2 separate regions of the Homo sapiens genome follow, and region 2 is linked to region 1. The links are chromatin loops, found by intact Hi-C in ENCODE. Cell type or tissue: dorsolateral prefrontal cortex. All regions are shown on one strand.

The links. A loop is a pair of places that touch in the nucleus more often than their neighbours do. Peaks named below come from ENCODE experiments on the same cell type or tissue, not always from the same donor. Only the 100,000 strongest peaks of a DNase experiment are listed, where the experiment ranks them.
Region 2: it touches region 1 in a loop (6-fold over the local background); 3 of 110 quality-filtered maps call a loop at or near these places.

Annotation. Positions count from the first base shown.
Region 1 is chr18:28,083,482-28,091,481 of GRCh38, forward strand. The region is part of intron 2 of CDH2 (cadherin 2); the gene reads right to left. Among named protein-coding and RNA genes, the nearest start is that of CDH2, 90 kb to the right of the region's middle. RefSeq lists an enhancer at 418-5,411. In dorsolateral prefrontal cortex, no CTCF peak of the experiment used is centred here; a DNase peak (open chromatin) is centred at 4,008; H3K4me3 peaks cover 1,679 bases; H3K27ac peaks cover 4,680 bases.
Region 2 is chr18:28,147,582-28,155,581 of GRCh38, forward strand. It overlaps CDH2 (cadherin 2), which reads right to left. Exons shown (of 16, transcript NM_001792.5): 2 at 92-203. Among named protein-coding and RNA genes, the nearest start is that of CDH2, 26 kb to the right of the region's middle. RefSeq lists an enhancer at 7,385-8,000. In dorsolateral prefrontal cortex, no CTCF peak of the experiment used is centred here; DNase peaks (open chromatin) are centred at 515 and 4,980; H3K4me3 peaks cover 2,684 bases; H3K27ac peaks cover 6,517 bases.

The DNA of each region.
Region 1 (8,000 bases):
TGAAAAAGACCTTAGAGATCATTTTATGATTAAGGAAACTAACATCCCAGAGGTACGTGACTTTTCTAAGGTCACAAAGCTAGTTTGCTTTGTGAATAAGAACTTGCTGAATAAGAACTAGCCTACAGATTTTTCTTATTTATATTCAGGCCAAGATTTAGTACACTAGTTCCCTATACCTTACTTAAGTTTGATGTGAATATGCTCTTTCGATCATAAAAGGTATGATGGATTTTAAGGTCGATTGAAAATATAAATATACACCCTATAGTTGACTGAATTCATGTTTTTCTGCTGAGGCAAATGGACATAAGACTAGTTAGCCCCAGGCCAGGGCTGACAATCACTGTTCTAATCCAGTATTTTGAGAAAACACTATGGTGGCTTGTGAGCAACTCCTCACATTCACATTTTCACATGAGGGTGGGAGGGTAAGTATTTTGGTTTAATGAGTTCTACCTCTCTCTGAGCTCAGTGGACAGCAATTTTGCCGCATTTAGAGAGCTGTGTCTAACTTGGTTCACATATAATCTGAAGTCTGTCCTGGGTAGCCAGTAAGCAAATCAGCCATGAAGACTTTTGTCTGACAAATTCAAATGAACAAACAACAACAATACAACACTTGGTGACAGGAGCTGGCATACATGAATCTGATTTATTTAATTCTCCGTATACCTATTAGCCTCTGAGCTTTTAGAAATAATCACTCAGGCAGTGCGTATCACTTTTATTTTGCCTGAGAACTCGCAAGCAATACTGAGGAAAAATCCAACAGGGCAGAGCCTCTAAAAATGTCACTGAACTCTAACACAGCAGGGAAGGGATTTCCTTATTTCATGTTATTGTTTCTTTGCTATTTTGTTTTTATGAGAATATACAACAGTACAAAATAGTACAAAATAACAAAAATAGTTAAGAGTCACCACCATTTCAGGAGTTGCTTATTTGTCTTCATCTGTGGTCAAGCTTCTGAAAAATGGCCAGAGAATCTTCCTCTTTACCTGGTTTCTCCAAGTCACATAGCAGAAGAAAGCCAATTTTAACACTGTTTCAAAGAAAGGGAATAGTACTTGGAAGTAACATGCAGTGCAAAATAAAAAAAAAAGGATACACACACACACACACAGCATAAAATATCAAAAGTACCAGACTGCTCTTACCAGCTTATGGGCCAGCTAAACAACTGTTTCTTCCACTTTGACCTGTTCCTTCAACCTCATCCACCCAGCAAAATCCTAAACTTGGGATCAATACAGCAAAGCACGATCTCTCATTCAGATGCAGGAAGCTGAAAACTTCTGGGGGAAAATTGTGCTGTGCTTCTCCTCCAATCCATGACTTAAATCCTAATCTGGTAACCAGTAACAATGAACTTTTTTAGCTATCCTTGGTACAGCTCTTTCTCAATTCCCTCAGAGACTATTCTAGATCATCACTAGGCTCTGGACCAACTCACAGGTGATTTATCTCCTGCTCTCCTGAAAAGATGAAGGCCACCAGCCCTGGTCAAAGCTGAATTCCCCACTCTACTCTTCTATCTAAAATATATTATACGTATAGACAGCCACACCCATCCCTAACTCTGAACTCCTCCTCCTGTTGGAGACTTACTTCCCAATTGAGTTCTTGACCCTGACTTCCTCTAGAGAGACAGATTATCCTCAGTCCTTTCCTTTTTTCAATTTTTCTCTTTAAGCTTTCCTTGTACACAGCCATAAACTTAAAAAATGGGTCATTCCTCCCGCCACCGGCCTTATCTTAGTGTTCGCAGCTCTACTTAGCAGTCTCTTTCTCCGTCTCTTTTCTCTTACACTTCCACAAACACACACTCTCTCTATCTCCTCCAACTCAAATATATTGAGAAAAGACACTTCCCTAGCTAGCAAGCACAGGACCGCAAGCACTGCATTCTACTTGTTCACCTGCTCCTCTGCACACGCGTGATTTTCCACCTCAGTATCCTCATTTCCATCCTGCCCCTCAAATCTTAACTGTCCAAGGCATCATTCCCATATCATGGCTCTTCTCATTCACCTTGTATGGTTGCAACCACTACCACATAGTATCAACAAACAACTCCCCACTGTTGACTGCTACATCTGCACCTTCTAGCCAAGATTCAACCTCCATCTTCAGAAAATCATGTTTAAATACCTACTTTGTACTGACTGACATTGTCATGTCCATAAGCATCTCAAAGTCACACATCGGATGGAAATCTTCAACTTTGTTCTCAATCTGGTCCCATACTCTATATTCCTATTCTCAACCCTAGAGTCACGGTAATCCTTGAATCCCTAGTGCAAAACACTGTGTTTGGGACTTAGTAAGTACTTAATGTGCTGAATGAATGAAATGATTAATTACTTTCAATATTATAATTTCCTACAAAATTAGTATTTAGGTCATGTGAACTAATCACATGATAACGCCACAGGACACAGGTTATTAACTACCACTGTACCCATCTTCTCTAAAGGAGAATAAAAATATTATCCATCTGGAATCATGCTCACCACTGTATTATAAACTTGTTTTTAAAAGGAATGACATTTAGTGACCAGAATACAAGACCTTTGAGACCATGTTAATTTTCGCCTAACACAAGGGAGAACGTCAACCTTCTAGCAAGCAGCAACAGTACAGCTAAATTCACTCTGGAACAACCTAGTTTGCAATTGAGAAGTTGATACAATTAAGAAAATGTGTTTATACTGTTCTAAAGAAGGGATTAACAGGATTATTATACTATTTTATTATCCTAAAGAAGTGGCTTTCCAGTGTTATAACTACCCTATAGTCCTTTCCAACATTAGAACTCTATAGTTATTCAGTTATTGTTATGCTTAAACATTTCCTCTACTACTGTATAGTTCCGTAAATCTCTCGGTCAAACTTTGCTAATTTCCTTTATTTATTAAGCCTTCATTGTTTTTAAGTAAAAGGTCCATTTATTTATCATTCAATCACACTACGGTCTCCCACTGAGAAAGACTGTGTACCTAACAAAAATCTTCAGAGTGTACTCGGGAAAAGAGACTATTTCCTTCTGTGTGGGTCAGCATCATATCCTGTCAAAAATCAGGACCCTATGAGCTCTCTGGGGACACTGACCATGGTTCTAAATAATATATGAATCTGGACAATTACAAATGTATGTTTTTGCTTTTTGCTCACACACAAGACACACTAGGGGCTTGCCTCTAGTTGAATGGCTTCTTGTTTTCACTCAGTTTCAGCCTATGCTCTCATCTCATTAGAATTTCAGTATCCTCTGGTCTTGCAGAGTTCCCTTTACCTTCTTTTGTATCAGACAAAAGATGGTAATTTACGTCTAATTAACGGAACTGAGTCATAATGAGTTCTTTTCTCTTAGACAGCATTTGAATGTCCAAAATAACCAGAGAGATTGGGCTTTTTAAGTCTTGCTCCAGTTTAAGGTTTTATAACACAATGCTCTCATTCAGGCCTCCTACTTTGCATACAGTCAGAGGGCTGGAGGTTATCCACATTGTGAAATTCTTTGGCTAGTTATGCCCAGAGTGACTGAATGGCAGGCAGGCTGAATTTAATATTTTCTGCTAAGCAGCTCTGTTGAGACAGCCAAGCTTACGACTGCATCCTTTTCATGTCTCTTACTTATACTTTGAAATGCTATCTTTTGCCTGTTGATGAATTTGATAGCATTCTTTATGAGATCAATTTCCTTGAGAAAGATACAAAAGGCAGGATGAAAGACAAGTTTGATGCAAAACACACAAAGGGCTGTGCATCTGTGTGAAGAGAAGCATGATAAAGCATAAAGCGGTTCTCCCCACACCATGATGAGGGACAAAGATGTAAACACAATAAGCCCGCCTAAAGAAAGCAAAAGCACATGTTCTAACGGGAGCAGTAACCAGGTTAAAATACTTGAAGCATCTTCTTCCTCTCTTATGCCAGAGCATTTTAAAATGCCCTCTATACATGACGGCATGCCAACACAAACAAACTGCAGAGGCTGAACTCCACTGGCATCGTGCCGTCCTGAAATGACACCAGTTAGATAAACTGGGTTTTTACTCCTGGGACAGTCTTCAACCAAGCTTTTTATTACATTGGGTTAAGAAGAAAAAAAAATAACCCTTGTCTCCACACTTCAAAATCCAAATGTGTATTCCTTTGATAGGATATTGTTATATTAAAAATACTGTGGCAATATCACTTGTCATCATGTTCTACTGACACACATATTCACCAATGCTCCAAATTTCAGAGGCTCAGCCACTCAAAAGAAAAACAAAACAAAACAAAAAAAGAATGAATGAAAATAAAAAACAAAACAAAACAAAACAAAACAAAACAAAAAATAAGGCTGACCAAACTTTCATGATGGGAGCCCTGGGACCAAGAAATTATAGCTGTATTATAAAGGACAGGCAAACCACACTACAGATACTCGGTTTTTTACTCTCTCCCGCCTCATTTTTTTCCTCCCCCTCAAAGAGGGAGTGAATGTGAAATTTACACAGACAAGCTCCTCAATAGATACACTTGATTTGTCAAATGGAAAGATGACCCTTCAGTAACTAGGCTGCTTGGTGAAAATATTAAACCAGACAGTAAGTCAGAGAAAATTAAATACTACCTTGATTAATCAGGCTTAATGGGTGAGAAGCAACTAATTTATAACACTACATTGACAAAAACAGGGTAAAGAAAAAGGAGGCTGTTTCACATCAGATTAAAGTATAATTTCTTTTTCTACTTTTCTTGGGGAAGGAATATATTGATACTCATAAAGTCAACTACATTTTTGAAGATATAAACAAAAATCACTGTAGACATAGTCTTTGCCCCTTGATACTCAAAATCTAATGTGAGAAATAAAACATACGTAAGCCCTGAACACGCAAATGAGTTTTAATGTTAATTTATCAATCTGACACTTGAACCATAATTTTTTTCATTCGAATTAAATTGAAAATCATTTGGATGTCTCCAAGTTAGCTCAGATACCCTTTCTAAATTAGAGCAGAGTGAATTAACAGCACAAGGAATCTTGCAATCTTGCCTTTCAGCCTCATGTGCTTGAAGGCTTTCAGACCCTGAAGGTGATGGGGAGGAAATGTCCTGGGGCCTATGTAAGTCTGTCCGAGAGGCATCTGGTGAGCTAGGCACCTCCCAAAGGAGGTGGACAGAGGAAGAGGGTTTCTAGCACAGCACCTGCAGGGGTTTTAAAGGGTTCCTAAGGGGGCGGGCATGTTCCCTGACAGCCACCTTCCCAGCAAGTCAAGTGTTGCTAAACTGGGGGCCTTCTATGCATAGCAAAAGATAGACACCATACAAAGAAGCCAAAGTGTGAAATGAGTGGAGGCAGATATTGCATATCAGGAGAGAAAATACAAATTCTACGCTGGGTGTCACAAAAAGACTACAGTGCCAATTCAAGGGGAAACAAATCTGACTTGAAAAAATATTAATATCTAGATTATTACACTTTAGTATAATTTACAAAATAGCCACTCTTAAAGAGCTTTGGAAACAAAAGCCTACACACTGTGATTTAGTTTCATTCATTTGCTCTTTCTCATAACTGAATAGAAGTATAACAGAAAAGAGAGGAGGAACAGAGCTCATCAAGAGTACGTCTCCTTTACATGTCATTCAACTCTAGCACACTGGAAAAGCCTGCTTATAATAAAGAACCAATATACAGAAACTTCAGAAAAACCTAAATGCCAAACCTAGATCTTTGACTCTCTACCAGATGAGGACACCATCAAATGATAATTTTCTAGAAAAAAGATTTTAGGACCTCAAATAAAAGAGTGATAAATACAATGAAATTCCTTCTATATAATAACTACAACAGAAAAATCAAACAACAATATTCAGTCACAACTTATAATAACCAATCACATATATTTCTTCACATTATAATTATAAAATCTTCACATTTTAATCATTACAGTCAGTAGTGTTTCCTAGAAGGAAATTTTTAAAGGGTTATTATGCCTTACTATACATACGGGTTATCTAGTTTCCATAATCATTTTTTTAACAAAAAATTGCATATAAATTGATAGTCTGTAAATAGAGTTACATTTTAAGTGTCCTTGAATTATTTAAGTAATTTAAAGCAATTTCAATTGCAATTTTGTTCAAGTCCAATAATCTTTTCTAAAGCAAATGGTTATATCTAATTTATGCATTTCCTAATTGGTCCAACCTGTAACTGGTTTTCTTAAAACAAGATTAAAGAAAGTAAGGTTAGCCAAATTCATAATTAGTACTCTTTACCAGGTCTTATTCCAAGAGATGCATTTAGCAATAAATATTTAATGGACACCTGCTACCCTGGGTATGTGAACAGTGCCAGGAATACAGAGGTAAACAGGACAGAGCCCGATTCCTGTCCTGATAGAGCTCTCCACACTTCAGATCCATATTCACCTGACAGAATCTTCCATATCCACGTGAATTATGCTCTTATAAACTGTTTTATTACATCCTTAGTAAATCTATGAGGTTTCACTGATGAGAAACTAAAGTGTAGTTAGCATAACTACAAAAAATTATTGGATGCCACAGATGTCAAAGAACTTGGAGATCAATTAGTCTGGTGGTTCCTTTCCTTTCTGAATATAAGTATCAATTTTTAATTTATAAACAAAACAGAATTATACACAAACACAGAGCTATGTGGACCCCACATATTAGTAATTGTTCTTTTTTGCATCTGTTGACTAAGACAATGCCTATAAACTACTTTGAATTCACTACGCTTTTAAATACATGTCTATTACAGTAATCTCAATAACATCTAAATTAATTTGTCTCACAGTGACAAATGTGTGGCATTGGCTGACGTATGGATTTGTGTATTGGACAATAATTCCAAGGGCCTTTAAAAGGCAATAAAGGCAAAAATCTCACCCATCTCCTTCATGTCCTCATTGCAGCACAAATGAGGGCCAGAAATGACTGCACTATCTTCCAAGGTCATACCACTGGCTAGCGAGAACACTGAGGACTACAGCTTCTTCCCCCCAGGCAGCGTCCACAAGCATCTGCTCAGGTGTTACCCATACCCTTCCCTCCACAGATGACAATTCTCCTTTAGCTACAAAATTCAGAAGTCATCTCTGTGTATGTTTATTAGAGTAGCTTGTACTGTATTCCAGCAAACTGGTGGCAATGCTATAAATGCTCTCCCTTTCCAACCTTATGGTAGATAAGAACTCAATGAAAGCTAAAATATAACTTCAGGGCAAAAGACAAATTTTCTTTTATTGTACTGAAGAATGTTGTATCCATCATAGCCTACAAATACCCAGAAGCCAGTATAATATTTCTAATACAACATGTATCTTACTGGTTTGGGGAAGAAAAAATAATCCTTTTATTCCTTTTCACTCTGCCTACAAGTAGAACATTGAGATAATAGAGATTAAGCCTTAAATTTCTATATCCAATAGTGGTTGAATCACAAGAGGACTGAAAAAGCATTTGTCTCTACAAGATAATACCTAATATGCTAGTCCTCCGGGCAGTTTACATTGATTTTGCATTTAATTGCATAGGCTGATTTTCTCATATTTTCCAGGACAAAGTTGTCAAAATGAAAGGATCTAGATGTACTCTGCTATGAAGCCAAAAGAAGAAAGTAAACTTAAGAGCACTGGTTTCTGTAATAACTATATGATTGCAAAAAGTTTTGTTTTGTTTTTTTCCTACTAGAAATTGACACTGGGGATCACAAACCAACTTGAGAGCAAAGGTGATAAAACTGTACTTTCTCCTCAATCCCTCATTTCCCCCCTCTGTTCTTAAATTACTTTCAGAAATGGGAAGAAAATGAAAACACCCCCTGACACTTAAATACCTTTCACCTACTCTGTAACGAATTGGATTTAATTCCCTTTAGTTCAGTTAGCTAGTGGACTTTGTCCTTCAGTCTGTCTGGTAAATATTTCACAATTCTCTCTGTATGTTTTTGTAAAGTAGTGGGAAAAAAA
Region 2 (8,000 bases), 64 kb after region 1:
ATACAGTAGAAATGATTTAGGCTTTTTTAATGGCTAATTTGTTTCATGAGCATGGACACTGCATGTACAAATATATCTTTTGAGATAGTACCATTGAGAAGAGGCTGTCCTTCATGCACATCCTTCGATAAGACTGCACTGTAAACATCTTCAGGAAATCCAGTCTTGCATAATGCGATTTCACCAGAAGCCTCTACAGACGCCTGCAACACAAGAAAAAAAAAAAAAATGTGTGCAATGATTGCTACCTCCTTCAACTGAGAAACATTCCACTTGGCATAAAGCCTCATTTTTTCAACTATCTTGTACAAACAACCCCTTTGTTTCCAAGTGCTTACAATTAGAATGTAGAGGGCAAAGGGTTAATCATTTTGATAACTGGAGTAGAAGAAACAAATCCCACTTGTCTAGTCCAGTAAAAGCGAAATAATACACATTCTAGGTTCTTCTAAGGACTGAACATTTCCATTAAAATGCTCATTGTGACTGAAGAACTACCAAGTGGGCGTGGGGTTTGGGGGACAGCCAAATAGTCTTTGGGCTCCACAAATCACCATCACTAACTTAAGTTTTCATGAAAAATGTATACATTCAAGTACACAGATTTTTATATTTTTAGCTAATTTTCTATAAAACTGGTTTCAAGATGCCATGTTCATTTAAAAATAAAATTATAATATACTTACAACAGTGGGACAGATAATATTTTATACCAAGTAAAACCAATCAAAACTATATATTTATTTCTATAATTTGAAGGACAGTGATACATTAAAAATTTAAGTAAAGATTAATACAACTATGTTTTTACACTTAAAATTAGAAAGTAACCAAGTATCTGTCATTTTCTATATCATCATATGCACAGTTAATTTACTCAGTGTGCTTAAAACTCAGTCATACCTACTACTGTCTAGCTAACCCTCCAAGTTAGTTGCCCTACTTCTTTCAGCCCTACTGACACAATTGGAGGACAGTCAGCCCTCAGCAGAGCTCCTGTAGCATCTGCATTAATTGTAGGAAACTCTACCATGTACTAATGGGGATTCAAATACAGAGGAAGGACGAGTAGAATGAGGCTACCCAATGAAGGGATTCCAGTGGCCATAGGGACAGCATTAGGGACAGTCCACCCTAGTGAGAACCAGAAATTGAGAGGAAGAAGAAGGGAAGTCCCAGAAACAGAGAGATCTCAGAACAACTGTCTGGATGAAGCAATGCAGGGCAGCTTCATAATTAAATGACTACCTGAATTATGCATGTGAAATTTTGCAAATACTAATGTTGCAAAAATCTAGACCAATCTAATAAACTGTTCTTTTCAAATCCAAGAAAATAAGAAATAAATTAAATTTAAACAGTATTAAATATCACAGTATTTATTCTCAAAAAATTTTTAGGAGCAACAGTGAGATACTAGTTCAGGCCCATCGAATGAGTAAGCAGTTTTAAGTCTGTTATGTGCAAGAAAGGGCTGTATCAAGTGAAGAATAAAGAAGAACCAGTCCCCTAAAAAGGTGTGAGTGGAAGCTGGTACAGTCACCTTGGCATATATTTTGGCAAACTCTAGTAAAGATGAATGTGGATATATCCTCCATATTCCTAGGGAAATATTACGCCACATGAGTGCTCCAGTTGACATGTGCAGGAATGTCCACTGAAACATGACTGTAATAGCAGAGATTCTGTACATGTCCATCAAAAGGAGAATGGACTAATACATCATCACAAAGCCAAAAGAAGAAAACAACATTAAAATGAAAGAACTGGAACTACATTTATCCAAACAGCTACATCTCAGAGGCAAACTAAAACAAAACAAAAAGTCAGTTTCTTTAAGTTCCATGTATGATTAAGATATAAATTTAATTATAAATCAACCTACAGATGACTATTTAGTAAGTTCAGAAACCCATTTGTGTGACATCCCAAATTCAGACTGAAGACAAGGCACACTGCAGTATGAAATCTTGCAAAAAAAAGTAGAAATCATGACTGATGATTCCGCTTATATAAAATTTAAACACAAAAGATAACATAATGTTTTGAACACATACTTATGTAAGAAGAAAAGGAAAACAGCATAGTGATAAACATGAAATTTAGGATAGTGGTTACCCCAGGGGAAGGAAAACTAGGAAAGGCATCAGGAAAGATTGTACAAGTGGCTTCAATTTTATCTGTAATAATTACTTTCTTTCAAAAAGACTGAAGGAAACCAGGTAAAATGTAAAGATCCGCATAGACACACAGGTACAAATTACAGTATTCACCTCACAAACTATCTGCTCTACATATTTCATAATGAAAAAGAGAAAATATCAGAAACCAATTGAGAAATAAGAAGTGAGGCTTCCAACACCCATCAAATTTGGGACACTGGGAGACAGTCTGATACTTGACACGTGTAAACATCCAGGTACTGTCCATGCCTGGCACAGTGCAGGCACTGAGTAAAGGAAAGCTTTTGCTTTTAGCTAACCCAAACGAACACAGGGAACTCCCCAGTTTGCCATATAAAATGGACAAATGTGTTGTAAACCTGTGTCCCACCAACATGTTACGAGTCTGCCTCTTCACCCTTCTAGTCCAGGCTTCTAAGAGCAGTGAAGCATGGCAGGTGCTAGCCCATGACAGGTCAGGCCGGAGCCCAGAAACGCCGTGGCCAGAAGCCAGCGATGGAAGGCACGGAGCAGACGGGGGTCACGTTTCAAATGGGGGCGTTCAGGGTAGTAGAGTATGCGGGTTTGTGGGTAAGAACTCAGAGATCAAGAAAGTCTCAAGACTAGAGGAAAACCGTAAGCTTTTATTCAATCTTGTTTCCCAGTGGATCTGCCCTAAGGCAGGAGAATCAGCGGCACCAAGTTCCTGGTCCAAACCCACAGAAATAGGACTTCAGGGCCATGTCGAAGCTGTCAGGAAGACAGTGAATGTTCACCTCTGTGTTTTGTTCTCTGCCTTATTTCAGAAAAGGGACCTTCTGTCCTCAATGTGCTGCCCCTTACTAAACCTCTCCATGCTCATTTTCCTCATGTAAAAAAGGGTACCAACCAGCCAGGTTGGCCATGAGAATTATTGAAAAAATGCTCTTAAAGCACATCTCTAATGAATACTGACTACTAATATTAAATATCCATGGAAGTCATGTCATACTTTGAATAATTTCATATTCATCTTAAATAGCTGAAACTTTCCTAAATTCTTCTTCCTTAAGACAAAACGGATCCACAAAATAATATAATCCTGGATCCAAAATACTAATCTATAATGTATTTTCTTAAAAACAATCTCCATAAAATTGTTAAAATATATATTCTCCCTATTTATTTCCTCTCTTAACTTTCAGTCAAAAAATAGCAAAGTTACCAAGTTCAAAAAACAAACAGGAAGCACTCAAATGAATACAAGCTCCCAGCTGGACATAGTGGAGGCTTACTTTGCACCAAGCACTGTGTTGGTAAATCAGTATCTCATTCAATTCTCCCTGCAACCCTACAAGGCTGTGACTGATACCAGGTATGAGACTGCAGGAGACCAAGAGCTGATGAGCAGAATCCCCTTAGGGGGGCTGACTGCACTGTGGTGGTAATCCTTGTTGGGCATTGGAAGTTCTCTGGTCTAACCCATAGCTAATGCCTGAATGTTCTACAACAGTAGCTCTCAATCAGGGACAATTTTGCTCCCCAGGGGACATCTATCAATGTGCAGACACATTTTTAGCTGTCACAACTGCGAGGGGGTGCTACTGGCTACTAGTGGCTACTGGCTCTCAGTTGGTTTCTGGCATTTTCTCTTTTTCATTATAAAATACGTAGAGCAGGGAATTTGCTAACCATTATACAACACACAGCACAGCATCCCTAACAAAGGAGTGCCAAGCTCAAAATGTCAACAGAGCCAAGGTTAAGAAAACCTGTTCTACAGCAACACATGAAAAAGAGGTATCTACCTACCCATTAACACTGCTATCGGTATGAGGATCACTGTCTGCTCAAGTAGCCTCATCACTCTTGGAACATCCTGCATCCCAGAAAGCCAAAACCCAGCCCCTGAGGCTTACTCCCACATAAAGTCATCACTCTGCCAGGCCTAGGATGAAATTCTGGAACTTCCAAGAGGAGAAAGAGGCATCCTACCCTCAACAAGTTATCTGTGGGTATGAGGAGGAGGTTGTGAATAACATACATTTCCCTAATATTTGAATGGTGCATGGGTTGGCAAGCTTTTTCTGTAAAGGGTAAACTAAGTATTTCAGGCTTTGTAGTCCATAGGATCTCTGCTGAAACTACTCAATCTGCTGCTGTTGTGCAAAAGCAGTCATAGACAATCAGTATATGAATGAACATGGCTGTGTTCATTCTAATAAAACTTCATGTATCCTGAAATTTGAATTTCATTCCATTTTCAAGTCTTGAAAGATATTCTTCTTCTTTTTCTTGCTTAAAAGCATTTGAAAATGTAAAAAATATTCTTGGCCAGACAAAAATAATGGCAGCAGGAGTGTAGTTTGCAGATCCCTCGAATAGTGTGTTAAGTTCCGTATCACATTGTTATCTCACTTCATTCTCACAATAGGCCCCTTAAGAGGGGGTTAAACTATCTGCATTTTGCTAATGAGCAAATCGATTCTCACACAGAGGTACAGTGAAATACCCAAGACCTCACATCCAAGAGAGAAAGGGCAGGATTCAAACTCTGTAGTCTTTCTAAGTACAACAAATAATTACAATACAATCTTTCAAGAAACATGTACTGAGTGTTCATTTGCCACTAGAAACAGAAAACAAGATACAGCCCCTGCCCTTAAGGAGCTCAAGATTTAATGTGGGAGGTTAAGATATGCAGAGGATATGAGCAAAGCCCAGGGCAGGGAATCTGGGGGCTTCCCAAGCAGAGAGCTGGAGTAGCAAGGCGCTAGAGAGTGGCAGGAAAGCCATCCTAGGCAGTCACTGCTTGAACTAAAACAAGGCAGCAAGAAACAGCATAGTGCCTGGGGAATAACAATGAGTTCAGTGTCGCCGGAGTCCAAGAAGCAAGGCAGGATGTCAAAAGTTGAGGCTGGAGAGTTAGACAGGGTTAGATCACAAATGGTTGGGGGCCTGGGGTTATCCTGTTGGCTGGGGGAGCCAGGGACAGATTTTAAGCACAGACCGAATGCATCTGACAGAGAATTCTCTGATAGTTTTGTGGGAAAGTGTGTGTGTGATAGGGGATGACAAGTGACAACTGGGAGACAAGCTAGGACACAGACCTGAGTCAGGGCAGGGGCTGCAAGGAATGAAAAAGGGGCAGATTTTGTCAATACCAAGATAGTTAAGATCGATAGGGCCTTCTGAGGCAGGGACTCACTGGGGGAGGGAGGGAGGAAATGATGCCTTCCCTCATGTTTCCAGCTGAGTGGCTGTGAACACGGGTGCCACAAGTAGGAAAAATAATTGCAAAACTATAATGTCAGGAACAAAGTGCTAAAGAAGCAGAAAGAATGGGATGATAAATCTGTCCGTGGAAGTCAAGGAAGACTCCATAGCTGAAGTGACATTTAGGCTCTGACTTTAAAGATGATTAAAAATTTGCCAGGAGAAAGAGGGGGAAGTGGAAAAGGGCATTCCAGGCAAAAGGTACAGCAGAACAAAGCCCCTGGTGATTTATGTTGAGCTTGTAGTCCACCAAAACCATCCTGATCTTTTTTTTTCTAGGCAACTGTTAAGTTATGGCTTCCTCCTCTATTATCTTTGCTGCTGATTTTGGGTCCTTAGGGGGAGCAATTTATATTTAACCCTCCAAAATTTGGTCTCAATAAATTAATAATTCCAGCTGGCTTTAGTCATTCCTTCCAGCTTTATGTATCAAGAAAGTCTAATGAGATACCCCAAAGTCTTCATGTAGATGCTACTTAGATGCTAAAAACAGGGTATGTCACATGCCCAGACATGGTTTGGGGAAATCTGCCCAGGGGCAACACCCCCCAACCCCCCGGGGCCCTAAGCCCTGGGCTCTTAAGAAGAGCAGAGTGACTGCAGCATGAACTTCCAACAGGTCAGACTGCCTGGCTTTAAATCCCAGTCCCATGGATACTATCTGCCAGACCTCTGAGAAGAAACAGTTCCCCATCTGTACAACAAGAGTACTAAAGACAGCACCAACTCATAGGGCAGATGAGAGGATTAAATGAGTTAATATGTGTAAAGCACTTAGGATAGTGTCTGGCACATGGTTATTCAATGTCTTAGCTATTTGTCATCACAGTACTAATACTATTGGGGCAACACGAATCCAACTCATGGTACATCTGCCATACAGGCCGGTAGGTCTCAAACTTACTCAACACAGCAAGCAATCTGGGACATTTGTTTAAAATACAGATTCTTGGGTCCTAGCCCAAGACTCATTAAAACAGACTCTCAAGAGGCATGATGGATAAATCTGTGTATTTAACAAGTGCCTGTGCTGCAAGTGGTGGCCACACATCCAGCCCTTATCTTTACCTCTGGAAACCTTTCTGAACGTTCTCAAAACGGCACAGCTACCTTTTGACCCTAGTCTTCAAACCCAATAGCTTAGCAACAACAAAAAGGAATACAGAAACCATGATTTTTCTGTTCTTAATCCCATGCTCTCTTTATTCTGAAAACTACACCTTCTTGATTTTGAATTTCTTTTGCTTTGAACAGAGCATTACCCCATCTCCAGTCCTTTAGCAATTCTCCTCTTCTGCACAATTCCTCAAGGATGACAAGCAGTCAACAAGCCCTCTCGGCCCACCAGCGTGAAATTCACGCTGGTCAGAGGATCTGAACTCATTTAGTGCCGCTCTGTGCTCTCGCACAATCAGCTCACCTATCTTGAGTTTCAATTTCCTCTTACAAGTATTTACTCTACTCTTCCCAGGCTGAAGATCGACCTCCTTGTCTAGAGAGGACAGAAGTGTAATAGGAGTTGAGGAGTTCTGCTTGCCTGTGAGTATCAGTCTCTCTGTTCTGGTTCTGCACTCGCAGGGACATTGTTTTTGTTCTTGTTCAAATTTTTCCACGGTCTCAATGCTGTGAGCTTTAAAGCCGAGTCCACTACTCTTTTCGGTTCCCGTTCTCATTATTCTTTTTCATAGTCATCCTTGGTCACTCAATCTGCTTTCCAATTTCCTCCAAGTCACTCCTAAATCCAAGCTCTTAAATATTCCATGTGGAATCACCATGGACAGACTTCAGTTGCCTTGTCTCCTCACTCTCTTCCTCATTAAGATCATTTATGATTATTGGCTAAAAATTTCACCTCTGAAAGCAGCCTAAACCTAAGGAAATCATAACTTTTCTTTCTGGCTCTGAAGACTGCCTAACCAAAACCTAGACTAAGTTAGTTATCATAAACTCTTAAATGTAATCCATTGGATGTCAGGTTAAAACACTGATCTCTTACTTTTTCCCTATCAGAGATTCCATGGTCACAATCTTGTAACAATTACATTATTGTTTGGGAGATTACCAAATGCAGTCAACAAAGCTGAGGCCTTCTTTTGCATTATGTTTGCTCCCCTGATTCCTTGTGGAAATAAGGGCAATAATGGGTAGGACTGGGTTAAGACTGAGAACTCTGCAGCAAACCTGCTCAGGTTTAAATCCAGCCTCCACCATCTACTACCTGTGTGACCTTGGCAAGCCATGTAACCTCATCTGTGCTTCAGCTTCCTCCTCTGTAATAATAATAATAATAGCTAAAGTACAGGTCTTTAGGATTGTTGTGAAGAATACAAAGGGCTTAAAAAACAATACGTGATTCACCACAGGACAAGGGTTAGCTATTATGATGCTGGTATTGTTTTGATTGTGGAGACTTTTATCTCTTTGTTCTGTAAGTAACTGAGAAATATTTTAAAATTATTTTGTGAAGAAGGAATACCGTAAAGAAATCAAGCCTGCAAAAAAACGGAAATTCACTCACAAACAAGGACAAAAGATGCACAAGTGGAATTCCCTTCATGATACGTGATTTGTGGGTTGGGGGAT